Linked DNA regions of Homo sapiens: regions 2 and 3 are each linked to region 1. Evidence: chromatin loops called from intact Hi-C (ENCODE). Cell type or tissue: mammary epithelial cell. All regions are shown on one strand. Links, peaks and the distances in the headings refer to the core of each region. The heading gives the core; the rest is flanking DNA.

Evidence for each region. Peaks named below come from ENCODE experiments on the same cell type or tissue, not always from the same donor. Only the 100,000 strongest peaks of a DNase experiment are listed, where the experiment ranks them.
Region 2: it touches region 1 in a loop (12-fold over the local background); 2 of 110 quality-filtered maps call a loop at or near these places.
Region 3: a loop joins it to region 1, with 4 times the contacts of the local background. A loop is called at or near these places in 3 of 110 quality-filtered maps.

What each region holds. Positions count from the first base shown.
Region 1 is chr18:37,774,517-37,782,123 of GRCh38, reverse strand. It overlaps LOC105372073, which reads left to right and starts at 7,436. Exons shown (of 3, transcript XM_047437984.1): 1 at 7,436-7,518. In mammary epithelial cell, for the core only: a CTCF peak has its summit at 3,423 (motif pointing left); no DNase peak of the experiment used is centred there.
Region 2 is chr18:38,786,714-38,794,320 of GRCh38, reverse strand. All of the region lies in intron 1 of LOC105372077 (a long non-coding RNA gene), which reads right to left. Among named protein-coding and RNA genes, the nearest start is that of MIR924, 830 kb to the left of the region's middle. In mammary epithelial cell, for the core only: a CTCF peak has its summit at 3,830 (motif pointing right); no DNase peak of the experiment used is centred there.
Region 3 is chr18:38,423,181-38,430,787 of GRCh38, reverse strand. No RefSeq gene overlaps it. Among named protein-coding and RNA genes, the nearest start is that of MIR4318, 770 kb to the right of the region's middle. RefSeq lists an enhancer at 3,053-3,610. In mammary epithelial cell, for the core only: a CTCF peak has its summit at 3,310 (motif pointing right); no DNase peak of the experiment used is centred there.

The sequences.
Region 1 (7,607 bases), core at 2,408-4,907:
TGGGGGTTTTATAAGAAGAGAAAGAGGCCTCAGTGGACACGCATGCATGCACGCTCCCTCATTCTTGCTATGTCATACCTTCCACCATGTTATAATACAGCACAAAGGCCCTCCACAGACGCCGATGCCATGCTGTTAGATTTCCCATTCTCCAGAACCATGAGTTTAATAAACTTCTCCTCTTCATAAATTTCTGTGTAGCAACAGAAAATGAACTAAGACAGCCTTTATGTGTGTATGTGTCTGTATGGTTGTGGGTGCGCGCTGTCTAGTGTGTACATATGTAATGTGAGTCCTGTGTGTAAATCTATGAGGTTTGTGTGTCCATGTGGGTTCTCTGTCTTTGTCGGCAGTGTGTGCATATGTGTGAGCTTTGTGTGTATACCGTCAATGTGTGTGCAAGAGATCTGTGTGTCAGTGGTAATGTGTGTGAAGTACATGTGTGTACTGTATGTGTGTGCTTTGTGTGTATACCGTCAATGTGTGTGCAAGAGATCTGTGTGTCAGTGGTAATGTGTGTGAAGTACATGTGTGTACTGTATGTGTGTGCATTCTGTGAGTGTCTGTGGGTTGTCTGTCTGCAATGTATGCATATGAGTTCTGTGTATGTGTGGTATATTTGCATGTGTGTTCTAGGTGCATGTGTGGTATATTTATAAGTTCTGCATGTGTGGTATATTTATATGGGAGTTCTGTGTATGTGTATGTGTATATGTGTGTGTGTCTCTACAGGGTGCACTGCGAGTTCTGTCTGGGGGAATGTATTTTCATGTGAGTTCTATGTGCATGTGTGGTATATTTGTGTGTGAGTTCTGTGTAGTGGTGTATTTATGTGGGAGTTCTGTGTGTGTGTGTATGTGTGTCTATAGGGTGCATTGTGAGTTCTGTGGAGGGATGTATTTACATGTGAGTTCTGTGTGTGTGTCTGTGGGGTGCATATATGAGCTCTGCAGAGCAGTGTATGTGTGTGTGAGCTGTGTGTGTCTGTGGAGTGCATGTGTGAGCTCTGTGGGGTGGTGTGTGTGTGAGTTCTGCGTGTGTCTGTGGGGTGCATGTGTGAGCTCTGTGGGTAGTGTATGTGTGAGTTCTGTGTGTGGTTGTGGGGTATGTGTGTGAGCTCTGTGGGTGGTGTATGTGTGTGTGTGTCTGTGGGGTACATGTGTGAGCCCTGTGGGGTGGTGTGTGTGTGTGTGTCTGTGGGGTGCATGTGTGAGCTCTGTGTTGTGTGTGTGTGTCTGTGGGGTATATGTGTGAGTTCTGTGTGGTGGAGTATGTGATCCCTGTGGGGTGGTGTATGTGTGTGTGAGCTCTGTGTATGTCTGTTTGGTGCATGTGTGAGCTCTATGGGGCAGCATATGAATGTGTGAGTTCTGTGGGGTGGTGTGTGTGTGTGAGCTCTGTGTGTGTGTCTGTGGGGTGAGTGTGTGAGCTCTGTGGGGCAGTGTATGTCTGTGTGAGTTCTGTGTGTGTGTCTGTGGGGTGCGTGTGTGAACTCTGTGGGGTGGTGTATGTGTGTGAGTTGTGTGTGTCTGGGGGTGCATGTGTGAACTCTGTGGGGTGGTGTATGTTTGTGAGTTCTGTGTGTGTGTCTGTGGGGTGCATGTATGAACTCTGTGGGGTGGCGTATGTGTGTGAGTTCTGTGTGTCTGTGGGGTGCATGTGTGAACTCTGCGGAGTGGTGTGTGTGAGTTCTATGTGTCTGCGGGGTGCATGTGTGAACTCTGCGGGGTGGTGTGTGTGAGTTCTGTGTGTGCGTCTGTGGGTGCATGTGTGAACTCTGCGGGGTGGTGTATGTATGCGAGTTCTGTGTGTCTGAGGGTGCATGTGAGAGCTTTGTGGGGTGGTGTATGTGCATGCATTCTGTGTGTATGTCTTCAAGTTGTGTTTGTGTCTGCATACATAGCCAGTATCAGAAGCTGAGTAAGAACTTCGGTTCTGAGTGAGAGGAACCTGAATTGGATTCCTGCTCTATCACATAGTATTTCACTCTGGACAAGCTATTCAACTTCTCTAGTTCTAGTTTCCTTATTTATAAAATCTCCATCTCCTCCTTCCTATGGGACATGTGAGAATTAGAGGGCAGAGTTTATGAGAAGCACACGGCACTATGTCTGACACATAGTAGGTGCTCAATAAAGTTTAGCAATTGTTCATCATACTTATAGAGTGGTGTCAGAACAGATGTTATCTGACATCTTAACTCAGCTAGGTGGTAGGAATCATTGCGCTTTTCATTTCCCTTTACAATTTTCTATATTGCTTGGATATTTTGCATGCATATCTATTGTCTCTATAATGGAAAAACCAATACATGTTCCTTTCAATAAAACAAAAACCTGAAGCTGGCATTTGTCACCTTCACAGTATAGATAAAACACCCCTCAATCCCTGACCCCAAAGTCAAGGATCTCCATCTTTCCAAATGCTTCTCCCCCTTCTTCCTGAAATTCCCACCCTCGTTGTAGCATTTCTGGATTAAAAGCTCAGACTGTGATTTTATGTCCAGAAAGTCCGGTTTTAAATTCCCATGATACCTGGGATTGGCTGGTTGTTGGGGCAACTTTCTATCTTAATCCCACCAGAATTGATTTTTTTAATCAGATTAACTTGTTGTCACTTTGGAAGGTATGGCGGTAAAGGGCAGCTCAGTGTCAGTGTCTGTCAGAGGGCGAGGACGGGAAGCCAGGTGGGATGCAGACAAGTCCTTGGCGGGAGGGAGATTTCAGAGGTGCACGGTTGACATCATGGGCTGGGGCTGGGGCTGGGGCTGGGGACTGGGTGTGGGGGACTGGAAGCTCAGCATGAGTGGGGAGTGGGTGGGAAGGAGACTAAGGGAAAAATACGCTTCCTTTACAATAGAGTTCAGGTCAGGTGTTGCTACAAGTGCAGGATTCCCATTCCACATGCGTGCCAGAATCACCTGGGAAGCTTGTTAAAACCTGAGATTCAGGAAAGACCCTTCCCTCCTCCAAGAGATTCTGATAATGGTGTGAAGGGGGCCAGGGCATCTTCTTCCCAGGTGAGAACTGGACTAACCGTTGTAAAGCAATGAGGAAGATCCTTGGCGTTAAAAAATCCCACTGTGAAAATCCAGTGCTCGACCACTTTCATGGCTGTGTGGCTTCAGTGCAGTTACTCAACCTCTCTGGGCTCTTCATGCCAGTAAAATAAGGGTGATGATTCGGAACAAAATGATGATGGGGTTGTTAGGGTTGGGCAGCTTCTGAGTGACGATAAAAGCTGGCTGGTTTGAAGCCAATGCACAGTCCTGCCATTCTCTGAGAGGAGACCCGGTGCTCTGAAGATGATTTCTGACCCTAGGGTCGCCTGTTTCCCCTGCCACAGCAGCTCCCGACGCCTTTTCCTAGTCCTGAGGCGGCCGGCAGCCTGCAGCCTGCGAGTGTGCTCCACTGCCCCCTGGTGGTCCCATCTGGGAAGGCGAACAGCATCTCCTTCCTTTTTCGGCTTTATTTAGGCCCCTGAGCAGACACAGCGCCAGCCGCAAGGCCTCAGGTGCAGAAGGGAGGTGGCCACGCGAGCTGACTTTTGAGGCTACGGGGCCTGGAATGCACCTCCCCACCACCGTCACTTGGTTGCTGGTGCCCGAACTGTCACTGTGGAGCATCACCACTGAAACACCTTTGGTGCTTCCTGACCCCTGGGCCAGGCTCTTCTTGGAGCAGGGCAGTAGGGGAAAGGGAAGGGCTGGGGGAGGGGGTGGGAGACACACCTGTTGCTTCTGCAGCTTGAAGAGAGGAGTTTGACCCATGCGATAATATAAGAGGCTGTGCAGAATTAAGCACTAAAAGTGGTTAAAATGCTAGCCCTGAGGGAGCTCACTGCAGGCTCTCAGCAGTCCTTCAGCTTGAAGGAGCTGAAGGCTCAACCAGAACTCTGTGCTCATGGGAAACACTGCCCTGAGGCTGGCTCTGGAAAATGTCTAAACTTAGGGCATGAACAGGGGCTCTGCCATGGGCAAGACTGGCACAGGCTAAAGTGGACGTCAGTAAAAACCAAACTCAGCCCCCACCCTCCTCCCACCCCAGGAACCCCGTTGCTACAAGCCTGACCTTCGGACCATTCAGGTGGTAGGCTGCCCCAACTCCAGAGGCCATGCCCCCCACCACACCCTCTTCCCCTCTTCCCACAATGAAACGCCCCTGCCCTGTCCCCTGACCCTGCAAGCATCTATCCCTGGGCAGGACCTTTAGGCAGGTGATACCTCTACTTGCATCTTCTCAAGGAAGAGCCCCCTCTTGGTCATCTGAGTCCTTCGTGACCCTGCTGATGTCAAGTGGAGACTATGAGGATTGGAGGGTGGGCTCATCGCAGAGGACCGGGCAGCATCCTTTAATCAAAAACAAGTCACCTCGGCCGTGCGCGGTGATTCAATGCCTGTAATCCCAGCACTTTGGGAGGCTGAGGCAGGCAGATCACCTGAAGTCAGGAGTTCGACACCAGCCTGGCCAACATGGTGAAACCCCATCTCTACTAAAAATACAAAAATTAGCCAGCGTGGTGGCACGTGCCTGTAATCCCAGCTACCCGGGAGGCTGAGGCAGGAGAATCGCTTGTACCCGGGAGATGGAGGTTGCAGTGAGCCGAGATCGTGCCATTGCACTCCATCCTGGGTGACAAAAGTGAAACTCTGTCTCAAAAACAAACAAACAAACAAACAACAACAAAAAAAAAAAACGTCATCTGGACATGGTCCAACCATGGGGAGTAGGCATTTTGGAGTGTCCATTATGGCACCATGTCCCTGTATCTGGGCATGTGCTCCATGGATTAAGGACTGGCTTACTTCATAGGCTGTGGTCACCCACCCTGGGTGTCTGCAAGGACAGAGGACAGAGCTGGAGCTCCCAGAGCTTCCCACCTGCCACAGTCAGCCACAGACAGCAACAGGAAAAAAAGGCAGAGATGGTGGCTTCTAAGCCACTCTCCTGAGCATGGGGAAATGAACTAGATTTCTGCTCAGGAAGCTGTTTCAGCTCCAAACTTCACTGTTCCTTCAGCAGGCTATCTGGAAGGGCAGACTATGAGCTGGGCTTCTTTAGGAGCTCACAAAGCTATGTCCAAGTATGAAGTCTCCTCTCTGCCATCACTGTCATCCTTATGCTGGAAGCGATCTTATTAGGGTTCCAATCACCTTCCTTGTTTTGCCCCGAAATTTCCTGAATACTCACTAACCAAAGACTACTTTCCCTGTTGCTTGTTTTTTTCATTGTTGTTCCTCTAGAAAACAAGCCTCCAGATCTGTTTCAATTTAAACAGAAAGGAGTAGCGAAAGTTACAAAGATGAAGAAGATGAATGCATTGTACTCTTATAGTGAACTGGGTCTCCATAAATTGTTTTTGGTATAGCATGTCCCATTTAGCCCTTACATAAGCTCAGATAAGGCAAGGAAATACTCAGTTTTAGAGGCAAAGGGACAAAGACTCAGAGAGGCCAAACAAGGAAGCTAGATTTGATCCCTGAATCCTGACCCTAAGTTCTCTTTACATTAGAGAAAAGTCCTGATTGCGTGTCTGTAGTTTCCCAGTGATGTTTCTTTGCCTCTCACCCTGAGGTGTATCAATAGGTGCAGGTGGGGTCTTATTGTTAGATACTAGAGACCCACAGAGCAAGGAGTGTTCACCTCAGGGTGCCCAGGTACTCATGGCTCCAACTCCCTTGGGAGAGGTCAGCTTGAGGCATTTTCTCAGCTTCTTACTACCTTTCCTCCCACACCTCATACTCACACACACACTGCTCATGACATAGCAACCCCTGTCTCCACAGGACCAGCCCTGGACTCAGGGCTCAGAGCTGACGTCTCACAGCTTCCGTCCTCTCCCACCAAATGCTGCTCCAAGTCGCTGTCCCAAAACATCCTGTACAGGTTGTGGTAGATCCTGGAAATATTTTTCTCACTTGGCTTAGGACATCATGCCACTTGCCTCCTTCCCACCTCTCTGCCTGTTTCTTCTCAGCCTTATTTTCTGGGGCTGGTCCTTCTAATCTGTAAACTTTGCAGGGCCCAGCGCTCAGTCCTTGCTCTCTTCTCTGTACTCACTCTCTCAGAGATCTCACCCTGCTCTGAGGGCTTCTAATACCAGATAGATAGATTGATAGATAGTAAAATAGATAGATAGATGGATATCTCCTGAAGACTCCTGCTTCTAACTAAATATGACACCTTCACTCAAATGTCAAATAAGAACATCAAAAGTAACACGCATCAAAGGTAACATGCATCAAAGGTAACGAACAACCAAACTCTTTCATTTCTACTCAAATATTATTTTCCAGCAGTCTCCTGGCACTTCCATAGAGGCAACTCCGTCTTCCGGTTGCTCAGACTGTGGAGTCATGTTTAACCCTCCTTTTCTCTCGCAGCCCCCATCCAATCTGCCAGTAAACCTTATAGCTTCCCAGTCAATATGGAACTAACATCCAACCACTCCTGCCCTCTGCTGACAGCCTCCAAGGCTCCTCACCCACCTGGAGTGAGAGCCAACGCCTCATACTGGCCTTCATGTCAGGTGGCTACACACCCTGGCCTGCCTCAGACCCTGGCACTCACGTCTATCCTAGTGCAATTACTAACAGCACCTCCTTTCACTATCTAGGGCCCCGACTGGATAATAAACTGCATGCTGTCCCCCACAACATGCACATGTCCAATCTGATCCTCATTCCTCTCCACGCTCTCTACTGCTGTCTCCTCCCTTGTACCACATTGTAAACACCTTCCTCCCCAACAGGCTGGGTTCCGTGCCTCTATATGGGACACGCTCTCCCCAGACAGTCTATGTCTCATTACTTATTTCCTTCAGCTGCTCAAATGTCACCCTATCTGCTCAATAAATAAAGCTACCCCACACCCACTCTCAGGAAAAACAGCCTGGTCACTCTCCATCTCCTGACCCTGCCACACCCCTTCTCAGAGCAGGTATCCCTACCTGGCAGCTGCATCTTCATTGTCACTCTTCTCACTAGAATATAAGCTCCTGAGCCCGAGCCTTTGTCTTTCTACTCACGGCTTCAACTCCAAGGCCTCGCACAGCTCCTCAAACATGGGGGTGCTCCATAAGTATCTGTTGAAAGAATGAATGAATGGCCAGGTTCAAGAAAAGTCACAAAATATGGAGTTCTGAAAGCTTAAAAACCTGTTACATCTAGTTACAATGCACGCAGAGGGCAGCTTGGATCAATGGAAACTAAATAAATGTTAGGAATCATTGTCAGGAGTTCACCTGCTGGTCTGAGGTTCAGAAAACATGGCATTTGGTTTGGACTGCATCACTTCCGCCTGTCTCAGGACTCCCCTGAACCTCAGTTTCTTAGTCTTTAGAATAGAATAATGTCTACAATTGTTTCCAGCACCAGAATTCTGGAATTCCACATGTTAGGCACCAGAAAGACAACAGCACAAGAGAGCAGAGAAAATAAACTGGGTCGCCAGAAGAATGAATACTTTACTGCCTTCCTGCCATCCCGCAGACCCCCAGCGTCACCCACCATCCCAAAAGGTACTTCCTCAACACAGGCCTGCTCTGGATGCTCTGGGACCTGGACAGACACATGTACAAGGAAGTAAACACGTTCTTTAGAGTGCTGT
Region 2 (7,607 bases), core at 2,381-4,880, 1.0 Mb before region 1:
TCTTAAGAAGTGTACAAGTAGAGATTTTGACTCATGTATTTTGGTGATGAATATTCTGGGTAGATTTTAGTTTTTTAACATAAGAAAAAGGAAAGAAAGCATAGGCAAACAAATCCTGTTTTGGGTCTTTCCTCTTTTCATCACATAGAAAGAGTTGGCTGGCAGTGCTCAGAACCCTAGAGTCTGAGTATATTGTAAATACAGTCTAAAGCACACCCAAAGGATTCTCATATTAAAATGGAGAGTGTATTTTTTTTTAAAAAAGAACTGTGCTCCCATAGTCTTCTATTGGAGCCTTCCACAGGAGTTGATAAAAGATTGTCATTAGTCCTAGAACCAAAGAATTTGAAACAGGGAGCAAAAAACCACAGGGCTAATACAGTTGGATTGGGATCTACAGGTGTTGGTGAAAATCTTAGGTATCTTCATGGTTGATATAAAACCAGCTCTATCTGTCTATGTCTATGTCTATGTCTCTATCTATCTATCTATGTAATCTACATATCTATTGAATTGTGGAAGTAGTATGTTGAAATAATTGAGTGAAGACATTTCAGATTTGAACTTGGCATATGAGTGGACTGAACCACAATATATTAGTGGAAAAATTATAGAAGGAAGTATCAGTTTATTTCTATTTACCTGTCTTTTGTCCCAATTTATCAGCTCATTAACAGTTCTCCTAACATTTGTGTTGGGGCTATTGTAAAACCCAACACTAACATTCTTTTTGTTGCTTGTTTCTGGACAAAGCTAAGAAATTTGCCTGTAGACCAGGAATATAGCATCTGTCATGTTGCTCCCTTTTTCTTACCCCAGATTCTGTATATTGTGGCCCCAAACTCCATAGAAAGAGCTTTCCAACTCACTGCTCTCTGCTTGCAGGCAATGGTGCATACTGTTCATGATCAAATTGAAGTTTTATTTGTTGCACTATTGGTTGTTTTGAAATATGATTTGGGCAGAGTTGAGCATCCCTAGCTGTCTTCAACACACTGGGTAATCACACCATTGCTCAGTAGGCTAAACTATTTTAAATCTTTCAAAAAAATAGCTTCTCTCCTTTCTGCAGGTTTTCCAGGAACAATCTCCATGAAAACGACTCCTAATTTAAAGGAAACTAAGGCATTCCTCACCACTGACAAGGAAAATGACTCTTTTTGGCCAAATCATAGAAATGAGCTTTCTTAAGTACATTGCACCTTTAAAAGCTGACATTATTGCCGCAAAGCCTGAATGGTACCTTGTCAGCATGGAATAACCAGACTGGGCCAAGTTGTCATTTTTGACAGGTCAGTGTAATGAGCAAAAGAACGCTGAGTTTGTCTAAAAGTTTTCACTTGCATCAGCAGGGTAGAGCTGTTTGAGGCGATAACAGCCCTACGTATGTGACTCATTAAATGTGTTGCATTATCAAACATTGTGTCCCACACTATCACAGCCACCACATTTATGCTTTGTTTCCTCCCCCAAGTACCCCCCAGAAGTCTTTACATTTCTAATTTAAAATGAGTACACATTGCAGAGCTTTGAGGCACTGGATATTAGCTGTGTGTGATTAGATGAATACCAAACGTTCGGTTCCTTTCAAAACACATCACAGAGATAAATACTAATCTAACTCAATGTAGACTTCTCTCTGGACATTTCTCCCCTATTTTCTGGAATTTCTCTGGTAACATTTTTGTTATTAAGAAAAGAGGGGCAGAGAATAAATAAAAGGAACAAACAGGAATTGGGTAATATTGACATCCAATGGCCCTTCTGAATTACTGGTGACAGTTGATATACATGGTGCCTATTTACACATGCCGAGGAACCTGCACAAAGAGTTACCATTTGGATAGGAAGCACAAATGCAGAGATGTGAGATCACCTGAATTCAGATTTGTCAATAGATAGCAAAGCTTGAGGGTTCAGCTTCTTCCAGTGTACCAGCTAGCTGCGATGCCCTCTCTTAATCAGATGCATCAAACAACAGAAAACATTCTTCCCCCGCTTCAGAAAAATTCACTTAATGTTCATGACTAATTAAATTCTCACTCTAGTCATGATTAATGTAACAAATAATTACAGCTTAGATCTAATATAGATACAACTAATTGTTCTGCCCACAGTGCATCGTGAATAACAATTAAACACAGCTTTTAAAGCATAAGGAAGAACTGCAGAGTGACCTTCACCTGGCTTTATAGCGTCTGTTCTCCTCATTTCTCGTTTCATGGAAAAAGGTTTTTTATTTGTTTGTTTGTTCACATTTCTCTTTTATTTGATGTTAGGTAAGCCTTACTTCTTTACACTTCTTGCCACTGGTTCAACTTGTTGGATGTTGGAGTTAGCAAGTGGATCACTATTAGAAAGTAGTAGAGGGAGGTTGTATCAACTGAATTTTCCCCAAGGCTCAAAGTGCAAAAGTGCCCTTCACATTGTCATAGTGAAAGATAACAGGGAACTGTCAAAGCTCAGACAGCAAAGTAACAAACCTGGGCCATGTGTCTGTCTGCTTTGGTACCAGTAAGTCCCATCCCAGGAGAATTTTTTTTTCTTTTATTCTGCAGCCCTAAAGTGGAAGGGACTGCAGCTGAGTTGCTGGAGAGACATTGGGATGATCTCTGAATATACAGTCCACCACTGCAAGCATTCACAGAACCTTTTGGGGATTCTCACAGATGTGGATTAAAACAAAGTTCCTAGTTTTCTTAAATATCCGATAGTATTAAAATTGATAACTTCCCCACATACTTTGGCAAATAGGGGGTGCATTGAATGCTCTACTGAAGATCTGCTTACACAATTAGTATATAAATTTCCATATCTATCAACTACTTTGCCTTTCCTCAACAATTACAAAAATTCCTTTTTTTCAAGGAATATTAAGCATAAGTTATCTATATGAATTAAAACTCCATTAATTAAAATGCCCAGGGAATGAAACCTCAGATATAAGTATGCTTCAAATAATATTTTTAATATGCTATTACTAATATTTTTAAAATATACGAGGCCAGTTTCTTGACTTGGTAGAATCTAGTAGACAGACTATTATTTTACTGTTTAAGAAACTAAAGACATTTTGGATAGATTTGGGAGCCAGAAATAGAAAATTCTATTTGTACAATTTACATAATTAATCTGATACAATTCTTCTAAATATATTCACAGCTATGTAATAATTTATATTGTTTGAATATCTACCAGGTGACCAGTTTTTGTCTAGTGATAGTGAGTCAATAATTTCTACTTTTTTATCTTCACTGGATAAAGTATATGTAATTCTAGACAGCATTCAGTTAAACTAAACTCCAACTCAGGCCATGCAGGGCAAAGTTACTCACACAGCACAAAGCTAACACTGCAGACATCTGTCCTCCTCCACACTTTCAGTGCTTTGTTTTTCACAGCAAACTTTGCAATGACACATTTTTTATTTAACCAATAATTTTTGGCTAAGTTTCTCTACACATTTTAGATAAATTCTGTCCCCCGTAAGAACTAGTTTTGAAGAAACTGGTTGGATGCTAAAATTTAAGTAGTGACAATAATACTACTAGCCAGATACAGATGTGGTGTGTTGATCTGAAATTTCTTGGTTCATTCTTTTCAATGAATTCCACCTTTTTCACTCCATGTATGAGTTCCTATTCCAATTGCTTTCCAAGTCTTTCATTTCCTTTAGAATTCAGACCTTGTCTTACTCTAACCAATCTTACTACCCTTAAGCTCCAATAATTCATGTCAATAAGACTTGAAGGATGTGTTGTGTGGACAAAATGAATGGGGCAGCAAACTCAGAGAGCCATTGTGTCTTGCCATCTTTGTACCCGCAGGGGGCAGAGCAGAGTGCCAATGATCTAGGGGTGGCTGAAATATGTTCATAATGGATGAGTGGATGGATGAAAGAGTACTGCAGAAGACAGTTTTGTGGTAGATATTTCCTCTGGCCCCTATGGTGCCCATTAGTATCTTCCATGGTTAATTTTCTATGGCAACATTATTCTATGATAAGCACACAATTCCTCAGAAGCCCGCATTTTTAGAAATTTTAGTATGTAGACAATCAAATTTGACAGGGTCATTGGATGGTCACAACCATCTTCAAATTTCCAAAGAGGATTGAATTTAAAAATAGACTCAACATGTAATTTTTATAATTCAGCCTTTTCTGTATAAAATTTTAAAAACAAATATGAATATTTACAGCCATTATTCAAACTTTTTAACCACCAAAGACACTCTCCTTAGTTTATTTCCATATGATGCTAAATATTTGAGATGCCATCAGCAACTAATCAGAGCTTCTATCTAGTTTAAAAACACAAAGGACATTCATTATTTGGACAGTAAAATGATATAATTTCAGCCTCAAGCAAATTGACTCAAATGTACTTATTCTTTGCAGCTCCATCATGAGTAAATATATGATTTTTGATAGACTTCTTGAAATATTGAAAATAACTTGTGAGTAGGATCCTCACCCTGTCCATTATGACCTTGCAAGAATCTGAAGGATTCAGGGGCTCTAGGTTAGGAACATAGCTTATAAAAGCATTAAATCATATAAAGATGGTATTTTATGTCAAATCTTTACATATATATATATATATATAGCTTACACATACATACACACACACACACACACACACACACACAGAAAATATTTCTTGGCTGCCCAAAGTGTGAGATTTTCTATGACCCCTTTATTTTTATTCTGTGTAAGCTCCTTTAGATTACTAAAACCCATAACAAAGACAAATTAAATTTACTCTAATTTTAGACATTACTGAAGAAATTCTGTAATCTTTGTTTCATTTGGAAGCAAATAAATAATATTTGTATCTTGACATATTTATCAGTGGTATGCTCATTTCAAGCTGGTTTTCTGGGAGACTTTAATTTATAGCTCCTATTATTTTGTTTTTCTTTTTAGATCTCAAAATGAATGTCATGCCCATGAAAACCACCAGACAGGAAACTAAAGTCTTGTGTTTATTCCTAGTCCCTAAATCACCATGGGACTGGAGGAACGTCATCTGTAGGAGCCTGGCTTTGTGAAAATATTGTAAGAAAATGGAAATCAGAGGTTCCAACAGCAGAACAGTTACTCTACAATCACTTCATACCACAGGCTTTTGAAGACAGTAGTATCATGGCTACAATCTCAAAATGCTATTTAAAAAAATATAATTCCTTTCTAACTTACAAAGCCTCTATTTCTTTCCTGAACCATTCTCCTTTGATCAGACCCGCTGGTTTCACCCTTCGAATAAATTTTACATGTTGCTGATCTGTTTCTTTGTTCAGAAGAAAAACACTCTCCTTTCCTTCCATCCTTTCTGCATCTTTCTAGACTTTGAAGCTCAGTTCAGTTGTCCTCAACTCTGTGACGCTTTCTTCAACCACATCACACTCCTGACAGTGCCACTGTTCGATTAGAAGTCTCCACTCACAACTGTCAAGAGGATCACCTGAGCAATGTGTAAAGAATAATCATGTTTGGGCCCAACCCAGGCCAAATATCTTGGCTTGGAAAACTAGTTTCGATGAGTTTTAAATGTGTCACAGTTGAATACAAACTGAGTATCTCTTAATGAAATTTCTTGGGACCAAAAGTGTTTCAATTTTTTTTTTGGATTTTGAAATATTTGAATATGCTTAATGAAATATCTTAAGGATGCAGCACAAGTCCAAACACAAAATTCATTTTTGTTTATAATACACCTTATACACATAGCCTGAATGCAATTTTATACAATATTTTAAAATACTTTTGTGTATGAAACAAAGTTTGTGTACAATGAACCATCAGAAAGCAAAGATGTCACTATCTTAGCCACTCATGTGTACAATCTGTGATTGTATGGCATCACCATGATTTCTGACTCTGATTTTATGTGCTACCAGTAAGCCAGCATTTCCTTGTCCCTATTTATACATAAGTACTTAACAGTAAAATATATGACATGTCATTAGTACTGGGAAAAGATAATGTGTTCAGGGTAAATAAGCGGCACGTAGCATCACCAGAATACCTGTATCAGCTCTTAAACAATAGCGACAACAAACAATGCCAGGCTTTCCAATCTCTACCTACAATAGTGTACTTTGATTAAAAATTTACTGTACATGGTCTTTTATGTTTTCAGGTGAGAAGGAACATCAGATTCAGGGACCAGGAAGTGGGTCTTCTAGTGATGAGGAGGCATTCTGCTGGATAGCTTTTTAAAATGTTTTCTCCAGAACCATCTGCCTCATTAACAATATTTTTTGTTTGGAAATCTCTCTTTGATTTTATAAACTGACATAATTTCTTGTTCTGTTGCAAATGCATCCTTTCTAGCACTTCAATAAGCCCATCATACATTTTTACCATGTTGTCTATAGGTACATTTTCTGTAGTGTTAGCAATCTTATCTTTATCATCACTATTTTCATGATCACCTTGATTCAGAACCATTGTGGTTATTTCATCAACAGTCAATGAATGAACAACTGGAGCCTCATAATCAATGTAGAAAACTTCAATATCCACTTCCTGCTTACTGACTGCCTCTGAAGATATATCTTTTGCATACATAAAGAGGTCATATATCACTTTTTTCTCACTTGACATACGGAATCCTTCAAAGTCACTATCTTGTTTAATATCATCACTGAACATAATTGCACACCAGAGGTTGTGCCAGACATGCACAACTGTGTCCTTACTCACTGTGTTCTAAGTATTAGCAACAGCATATAGGGCATCTTTTATGCTAAATTCCTTTTGAAAATCTTCCACACCCATACCTCTGTTCACTGCTGCTAACATGCTGTTCAAGAGAATGATTTTATATTTACTCTTCATTTATCTAAAGATACTCTAGTCACATGGATGAATTAAGGAAGTTACATTTGGGGAAAAGTACATGGCATAAACATTATTTTTGATGAGAATTTCTGCTGGAGGATGAGCAGAACAATTGTCAAGGAATAACAAAATCTTGTAATACTCGTCCATTCTAGCTTCCCTGCAGTGAGCACAAGCCGCTGGTAAAAAATATGCATGAAACCAGTCAGAAAGGATGTCCCTGGTGATCTATGTCTTGTGTTAGCAAAATAATAGAGTGATAAGAAATTTACTCTTTGAAAACAGTGTGGATGCAAACTTATTCTTATCACAGCAAGTTGACATTTATGTATGCCTGCTGCATTAGCATATCCCAGCACTGTTACTTGTTAGCATCTTTAGTTCCTGGGGTAACTGTCTCATCAGCTGTACTCTATGTCTTTCTGGAGCAATAATACCAAACAGTCAGAATACATCAGCATTATAACTTTGTTGTTGTGTAAAACTTTTATCAGCAAACCTTGGCAAACCTATCAATGAACTTTTCCACTGCTTCATAATCAGCAGATGCTTTGTCTCCACAAATCTTTATAAATTTAATGCTGTGTCTTTTCTTTAATATCTACAATCAGTCTTTTGAATATTCACAGTTCCCTTCAACTTTCAGTTCGTGATAGATGATAGATCTTTGCTTGTTTCATGATCAGCATACAATTATGTGGCATGTGTTCACTGCAATGCCAGTGGATCCACTCTTTAATACACATTCAAGATCTTCATT
Region 3 (7,607 bases), core at 2,226-4,725, 650 kb before region 1:
CAGAGCAAAGACCAGGATGAAGAGAGAAATGAGGTTGGAGGCAAGATAAACAGGTTCTGGGGAGGCACCAACAAGCTAGCATTGCTTTTTCATCCCATTTATGAATGGAATGTTTTTTTCTCTTTTTCTTTCCTTATTATTTTTTTTCTTAAGAAATCCTGTGCTTCTTGAAATGTGAAATAGGTGAAGGAAAACACAGTTCGGGACCATTAATTGTGCTTTCTTATTGAGTATATAAATTTGATGTCAAACGGGCCTGGCTGAATGGTATATATTTATTTCAAAAATATCATTCCTGTGAGGCATTGCTGCATCATCCTATTGATTTAGGGATTGGTGTGATTGTGCCTGATGCTTTTATGAAAGGCAGGCTATTAACAAACTAAATTGAAAAACTAGTGAGTCTGCCTTTCCGGGCCCAATCCAGCATGCTGTCCATGTGAGGCTTAAATGGGAAAATACTGTAAAAAGACTTATTTTAATGCGACAGACTCCTCATTGCAATCCATAAACCTTATTTGCTGTGGGGAAAAAAAAAAACCCTACAAGATAGAATTCTCACGTTCCAGCAACAATTTCCCTCTGGTTTCTCTCCCATCCATGGAAACATTAATCTTTTCATTTCAGAAGCTAAATCTTTTTGACCTTGTTGGACATTAGGATTAAAATCTTGTGTAAGACCAGGTATCTTTAAGAAAGTCAGAGGAACCATGGGTGCTAATGTAGGAAGCACATAGAAGTATTCAGGGTTTGAAGTTTCTGCTGAATTTTTGGTGTGGAGCTAGTAGATTAAGCAGGGAGGTGAAGGCTGGAAGTTACTAGATTTCACCTAGTTCAACTCCTTGCTTCACAGACAGAAACCAAGGCACAGACAAGGGGTGACAGTCTGATATTCGTCCACTATCATATAGCCAAACTGGTGGCAGAACGTAGGCCCCAGAGCTGTTCTCAATCAGCCTCACTAACTCCTTTAAATACTGCCTTCCTGTAACCATGCCCCATGGAGGATGGTCCCGGTGAGTGCTTAAAAAGAATTGAATCTTTAATACAGCAAATGACAACATAAAGTCAAAGAATGTGCTTGAGTTTTTGATCAAGAGAGAAGGAGTCCTGATGATAGCTCCTCCTGCCTGCTGTGCTGTGCCAGGCCATCTTTTGGCTCTGTTCCTGACATCAAATTAAAATAAGTCTTTTTACAGTATTTTTCCATTTAAGCCTCACATGGACAGCATGCTGGATTGGGCCCGGAAAGGCAGACTCACTAGTTTTTCAATTTAGTTTGTTAATACCAAATGGCTTCAATACATCACAGAGAGGAGTGTCAGCATGGAAAAAGACCCAATGGTGCTGTATACTTTTCTATCACAACAAAGAGGATGCCATGGGACACTTTTTGATACGTCTAAAACTTACATATTCCTTGGAATAATTTTATTTGTTAAAAAATTTGTATTATCAAAGGAAATGACTAATCCAGATGTGTATTGAAAACCTGATATGTGCTCAAGTCTGCAACATGTCACATATGAAATATGCAAAAGCAGGAGGTCATGCAGCCTTGCTTTCTGTTTTAATGGTCCCATACTCAGCTGAAAGAGGAAAAGGATCCTAATGATTGGGGTACAGGTGCACCCGGCTGTGCACCTCACAGACTGGAAGCTTGGGGAAGACCAGAGAGAAAGAAATGATGAACTGAGGCTGTAGAGCTTCTTCCCTGGGTGAGTTTATGTAACTCTCTCTGTAGGGCCCTGCTTGGGAACAATCTGAGCATGAGGTAGAAGTCTAAGTAAAATTGCCACAAGTAAAATGGGCACCACATCTAGCATGTGGTTCACAATTAGTTAGGCTGAACGCTTTCCTCCTCCCTTTTGAGGACTAAGCTCTGATTTTTTTTTTTTTTTTAATCTTGCCCAAATTCCTATGTAAGGGGTCTTTGGAGTCACGCCCTACAAACCATAAATTCTCATCAGATGGGTTTTGTTTAACCCTATATATCATCACTTACTTTCCAGTCTGACTCTGGCATAACATTATGTGACAAAGAAGAAAGTCAAATTATTTTACCCCAAAAGCATGTTTCTTTGCCATATTTTGAAATGGTCCTGCAAAGCTGTCCTTTGTGGGGAGGGGCATGTACATCTGTAAAGAATCTCTTAACATAGCTAGTTTTTTCTTCCAGGCCCTCCCAATCCTGAAGAGATTAAGTAAGAGTCTAGCACATTTTAAAGGTCTGAATCAGAAACACTTGTTATCTATTATCTCTAAGAGCAGCCACTATAAGATTTCAAAAGAACCTGGGTCTCCACAGTCTTTTATCTTAGCCTGAACATTTCCTTTCTCTCCATCCCAGGTCTTTAGACAAACTCGACCAATTGTCAATCAGAAAATGTTTAAATTTACCTATAGCCTGGAAGCTCTCCCTACCTCCTTTGAGTTGTCCCACCTTTCTGAAAAAAATCAGTGTTATTTATTAAATGTATTTAGGAGGCATGTCTCATGCCTCTGTAAAATATATAAAACCAAGCTCTACCCTGACCATCTTGGGCACATGTTCTCAGGGCCTCCTGAGTGCTGTGTCATGGGCCATGGTCACTCATATTTGGCTCAGAATAAAACTCTTCAAATATTTTAGTTTGACTCTTTTCGTGGACACTTTCTTCCTCACTTTCTTCCCTTTTTTCTAACCTTTTTTCCTTCCTCCTTCTCCTTTTCCCTCTCTTCCTATTTCCTTTCTTTCCACCTACTTGATAATAGTGTCTGCAAAGTCACTCCAGGAAATAGATGCCTGTGTGAGAGAAAGGCATTTCAAAGGCAGCATGGAAACCTTTTGCATTACATTAGGAGAATTATGTCATTTCTGTAAAGAAGGAAAAGAGCACAGTAAGTGGCAACTCTTCCCCAAGGAAACACACTCAGGAGATGTGCCAGTGCTGGATTTCTCATTCTTTAGAAGCTGGATGACCTTGGGCTTCCCTGCTGTGTGCAACCTTGGCCTCGTGGCTATTTTTTGGTGTTCTGCAATGAGAAGTATACGCTGGTCCGTTACCCCGCATTTTTGTTTAAGTTACACTTCATTAAAGCAGAAAGCTCTCTGAATTTCTCTCATTTTCCCTCATAAAATCTTTTATTTCACCCATTTTCATTCATCTTCCCTTTCTACTTTATGTCTTCCTCCTTCCTTCCTTCCTGTAACACTCACACTCATTTCTGCTTGCTAGAATTTCAAATGACTGTTCCAACTAGACAAAAAGAAATCCTGTTTCTATGCTCAGACAGCCTTCAGACTGATGGCCCATTACATTAGCATACAATAAAAGCCAGCAGGGGGTGCATTGCCATGCTGTGATCCTGGGTCTCTATGCCCCAGGGGGCCAATGAGGTTCCCAGTGTGCAGCTCCTCTCTCTGGTAATGAGGCAGTTGTACACTTCGGTGACAGCTTCGTGGCCTCAATGGAAGCTGCAGTCTTAGTGGGAGAAGAGGAGAGAAAATGTCTGCATGGTGCATCCTGAGATCTGATATGGGCTTCCTGGTTTCACTAGCCTCTTCAATCTCTCTTCCACCGGCCTAAGGACTGCCTGAAGTTCATGTTTTGTGTCCATAATGAGTTAGACAGTTTTTGTTGCGGGGTGCATTGTTTCTAGACCTTCTCCTTTAAAGTAACAGGGCAGTTAATTAGACATTTACAGTGCTCCACCTACCTGCCAATCCTATATGAGAAGATGTGAGGACAGGGGTTACAGGAAATGAAAAGTAGGGTTCTTCCCTGTGGCCATGAGACACTTCTTCAATACAATACTATAATGCATTGCTTGCTGGCATTGTTTGAAGACCCCAAGCCTTCAACAACCAGATTGGATTTCAGGTTCCTTTCAAACCCCTGCAGCGACAGAAACATGAACTCTGCCTTCACCATGGAATCAGGTGGGACCCTTCCATCAACACCAAAGCCCTTCACTGCCACCACATCTAAATGCTGTCTTGATCCTTCATTCAAGCCTTCCTTATCCTGGGGTAGCCATAGCTACCATCTTGGCAAATGGTGGTCAACTGCTTCTTTGTTTAAACTTGTGACAGAGGAGTGTGTAGATAGGGGTGAACTGAGCCCAGCACATATGCAGCCTAGGCATTTCACTTCTTGTTGCCTCTCTAATGTAAGAACTCAGAGAAAATAGAGCAGAGGTGTGGGCAACATCCAGTTGCTTTCCTTAAGATATTACCCTCATTTTCTGTTCAGAGAGGGAATGGAGAGAAATAAGCAGATTAGCAGCTCGTGAAAAGGGAGCGAGCTGTAAACTCCAGATAAAATTAGTATAATTGATCTGCAGGCCTCCTTTTGATAAAATGGCAAATAGCCGTGTCCTACCCCAAGTTCTGTTTACAATCTGCCTTCATTCCCATGATCAGTTCAGACCTGAATCCATCTTCCCCCAACACATGCAGATTCCTTGAGGCCATGTAGTCTTAGAGCCTCTTTCTGAGAAGTCGCTGACTGCTGGATGACAAATCACTATTTAATATGAAGTTAGGCTGGACGCGGTGGCTCACGCCTGTAATCCCAACACTTTGGCAGGCCGAGGTGGGTGGATCACAAGGTCAGGAGATCCAGACCATCCTGGCTAACACATGGTGAAACCCTGTCTCTACTAAAATATAAAAAAAATAGCCGGTCATGGTGGTGGGCACCTGTAGTCCCAGCTACTTGGGAGGCTGAGGCAGGAGAATGGCGTGAACCTGGGAGGCGGAGCTTGCAGTGAGCCAAGATCATGTCACTGCACTCCAGCCTGGGCAACAGAGCGAGACTCCATATCAAAAAAAAAAAAAAAAAAGTTAAAGCTCCCCAACTGACCAACATTTAACTAGAGAGAAAAAAATGCATAAATAAAAGTAGGTAAAACTTATGGTTGGAAAAGGCCAGATATCCCTGACCAGAAGTGGGGATTGGGTCAGGGGAGGACAACTGAGGAAGGCATGGGGTCTAACTTCTCAGACATCCTCAACAGGAAAACCCAGCATCACGCGTTCGGACTGGTTTGTGCAAAGTGAGCAAGGTTGTACATTCTATAAGGTGGTATATTTCAGCCATCCCTGCCCCTCCCAGAAACTTATGTTTCCAGCTGTGGATTGGGTACTTTCTAAACAGAGATGTCTGACCACTAGACTGATGAAGCAAAAGGATTTACATGGAACACAGAAGTGTGGATTTACAAACTCATGGTGGCTTTGTGAGTCTGGGTTATGTCGGAAGTGGCCTTGTGGTAGGCAGGCAGGTAGACAACCTTGAGAGTTTGATGAGAGCCAGGAAACTCACAGCTCTCGCCTGCCCCTGACATTCACTTTTCTGTGACCTTGGGGAAGTCACTTAACCTTGTGAGGATTAATGAGTTAATCTCAGGGAAAGTACTTTGAGATCATTGGCTGACAGGTGCTGTATAAGTACAAAGTATTATTATTAAAATGTCACTGTGCTGGCTGCCTTTGCTCTTGAGGGCACAGAGGCAGGAATGACAGCCCCAGGTAAGTGAATAAGGATTACGTAAGACATGGAAATAGAGAGTTCTGTCATGAAAAGTTCTGTCCTGCAACACTACTTCTCTCCATCATTATCCCCATCCAGCATCTTCTCACTTGTCTCTGGACAGAGGCAAGTTTATTTTCCTAAAATGAACTGTACGAAACAGTTTTAGCCAGAGGCTCTATATCCATAGATCTTACCGTTCCTTAGCATACCCTTGGAAGTGAAGGCTGGAGAAACTTATTTTAACATCTCCAAAACTCCTTCTTTTCTCTCACAACAAACCAGAAATGTTCCTCTAGCTTTTTCCACATGTGAACAGAGATAAAAATCCTGGGGTCTCAGATTACAGTGGTAAAAATTCAAACTCCCATTGTTAGCAAAATATTCCGTCTTATTTATATGTTTAGTTTTTAGTTTAATTTATCTTTATTCCTGAATCAATGACTTTTGAGGAAATTATGTATTGTTTAGGAAAATGTTTAACACATAGATACTCAATTAAAAATTGATTAATGGGCCGGGCACGGTGGCTCACGCCTGTAATCCCAGCACTTTGGAGGCCGAGGCAGGCAGATCACAAGGTCAAAGAGATTGAGACCATCCTGGCTAACACGGTGAAACCCCATCTCTACTAAAAATACAAAAAATTAGCTGGGCGTGGTGGTGGGCACCTATAGTCCCAGCTACTCGGGGAGCTGAGGCAGGAGAATGGTATGAACCCGGGAGGTAGAGCTTGCAGCCCGGGTGACAGAGCGAGACTCAGTCTCAAAATAAAAAAAAAAAATTTAAATAAATGTAAAAATTTGAATGATTAGTATAAAGCTTGCATATCAAAATTCTAAGGAATGTCAAAATTTTAAAAAATCAACAAATAGCTATTGATTGCAGGGTCCTTTGAAAGAAACTCAACATATGAAGGACCCAGTTGCTCTCTTCAGAGAAGAATGTGTTTGGGGGATGACAGGATTCAAGAAAGAGATGGAGGAGGGTGGAATCTGGAAGCAAAAGTGAGCATTCACACCAAGTGAGAGCTGTGTTTGTTTTGTTTTGTTTTTTAGGAGAGAGTTAAATGGTAAAAATATATCAGTGACAGGGACAGAAAGAAATAGATAAGAAGTCATGAAAAAAAAACAGGAGACAAGACCTACAGCAAGTAAAGATGTAGAAAGGGCCTCTCTGTGTACAAGCAATTAGGTAAAATTTGTAAGGGGAGCAAAGATGGACCAGGCTACACCTAAGTGTCTACAAATTACCAGAGGTTTGCTGCCAACTGAAGAGAGAGAGAAGAGTCCATGACAGGCTTTCGTAGCCCCAGTTGTGGCCCTTAGAGTTAGAGAAGAGTTTTTTGTTCATTTGTAGGTTTGTTTTTCTTATTGTATTTTATTGTTGTTTCTTAAAATAAGTACACTCTGTGCTCCACAATGGGGGGACGGAGACCCCCAGAGGGGTCGACATGCTGCATTGCATATTCCTCTCTTCAAGACTTCTAGATTAGGTGTGGTGGCTCATGCCTATATTTCTAGCACTTTGGGAAGCCAAGATGGAAGGATGGCTTAAGGCTATGAGTTTAAGACCAACCTGGGGAACATAGTGAGACCTTGTCCAAAAAATTAGCTGGACATGGTGGTACATGCCTATAATCCCACCTACTCAGTAGGCTGAGCTGGGAGGATTGCTTGAGCCCAGGAGTTCAAGGCTGCAGTGATTCATGATCACACCACTGCACTTCAGCAGCCTGGGTGACAGAGCAAGAACGTCTCTCTTTTAAACAAACAAACAAACAAACACAAACTTTTAGAAAGCAGTTTCTTCCTGGAAAGAAAGTATAGTTCCAAGGAAGAGGATGAAACCCTGTCTTTGTTACATGCTATATTTTACAGCAGGCTCATTTTGTGGAAGACCAAACCTAAACACAACAGAGGGATAGGGAAGGCTGTTCAGCTCAGAAAAGCACCTAGGCTGGCCTCTGAGATTTTACATGCAGAACAGAAATGTCACCAGTGTCAGCCAAGGGAGGACAGATAAATAGTTCTCTATTAAGAGCCGTGTGTGGTCAATTGCTCTGATTGTTTTTTAATTATTATTTTAGCA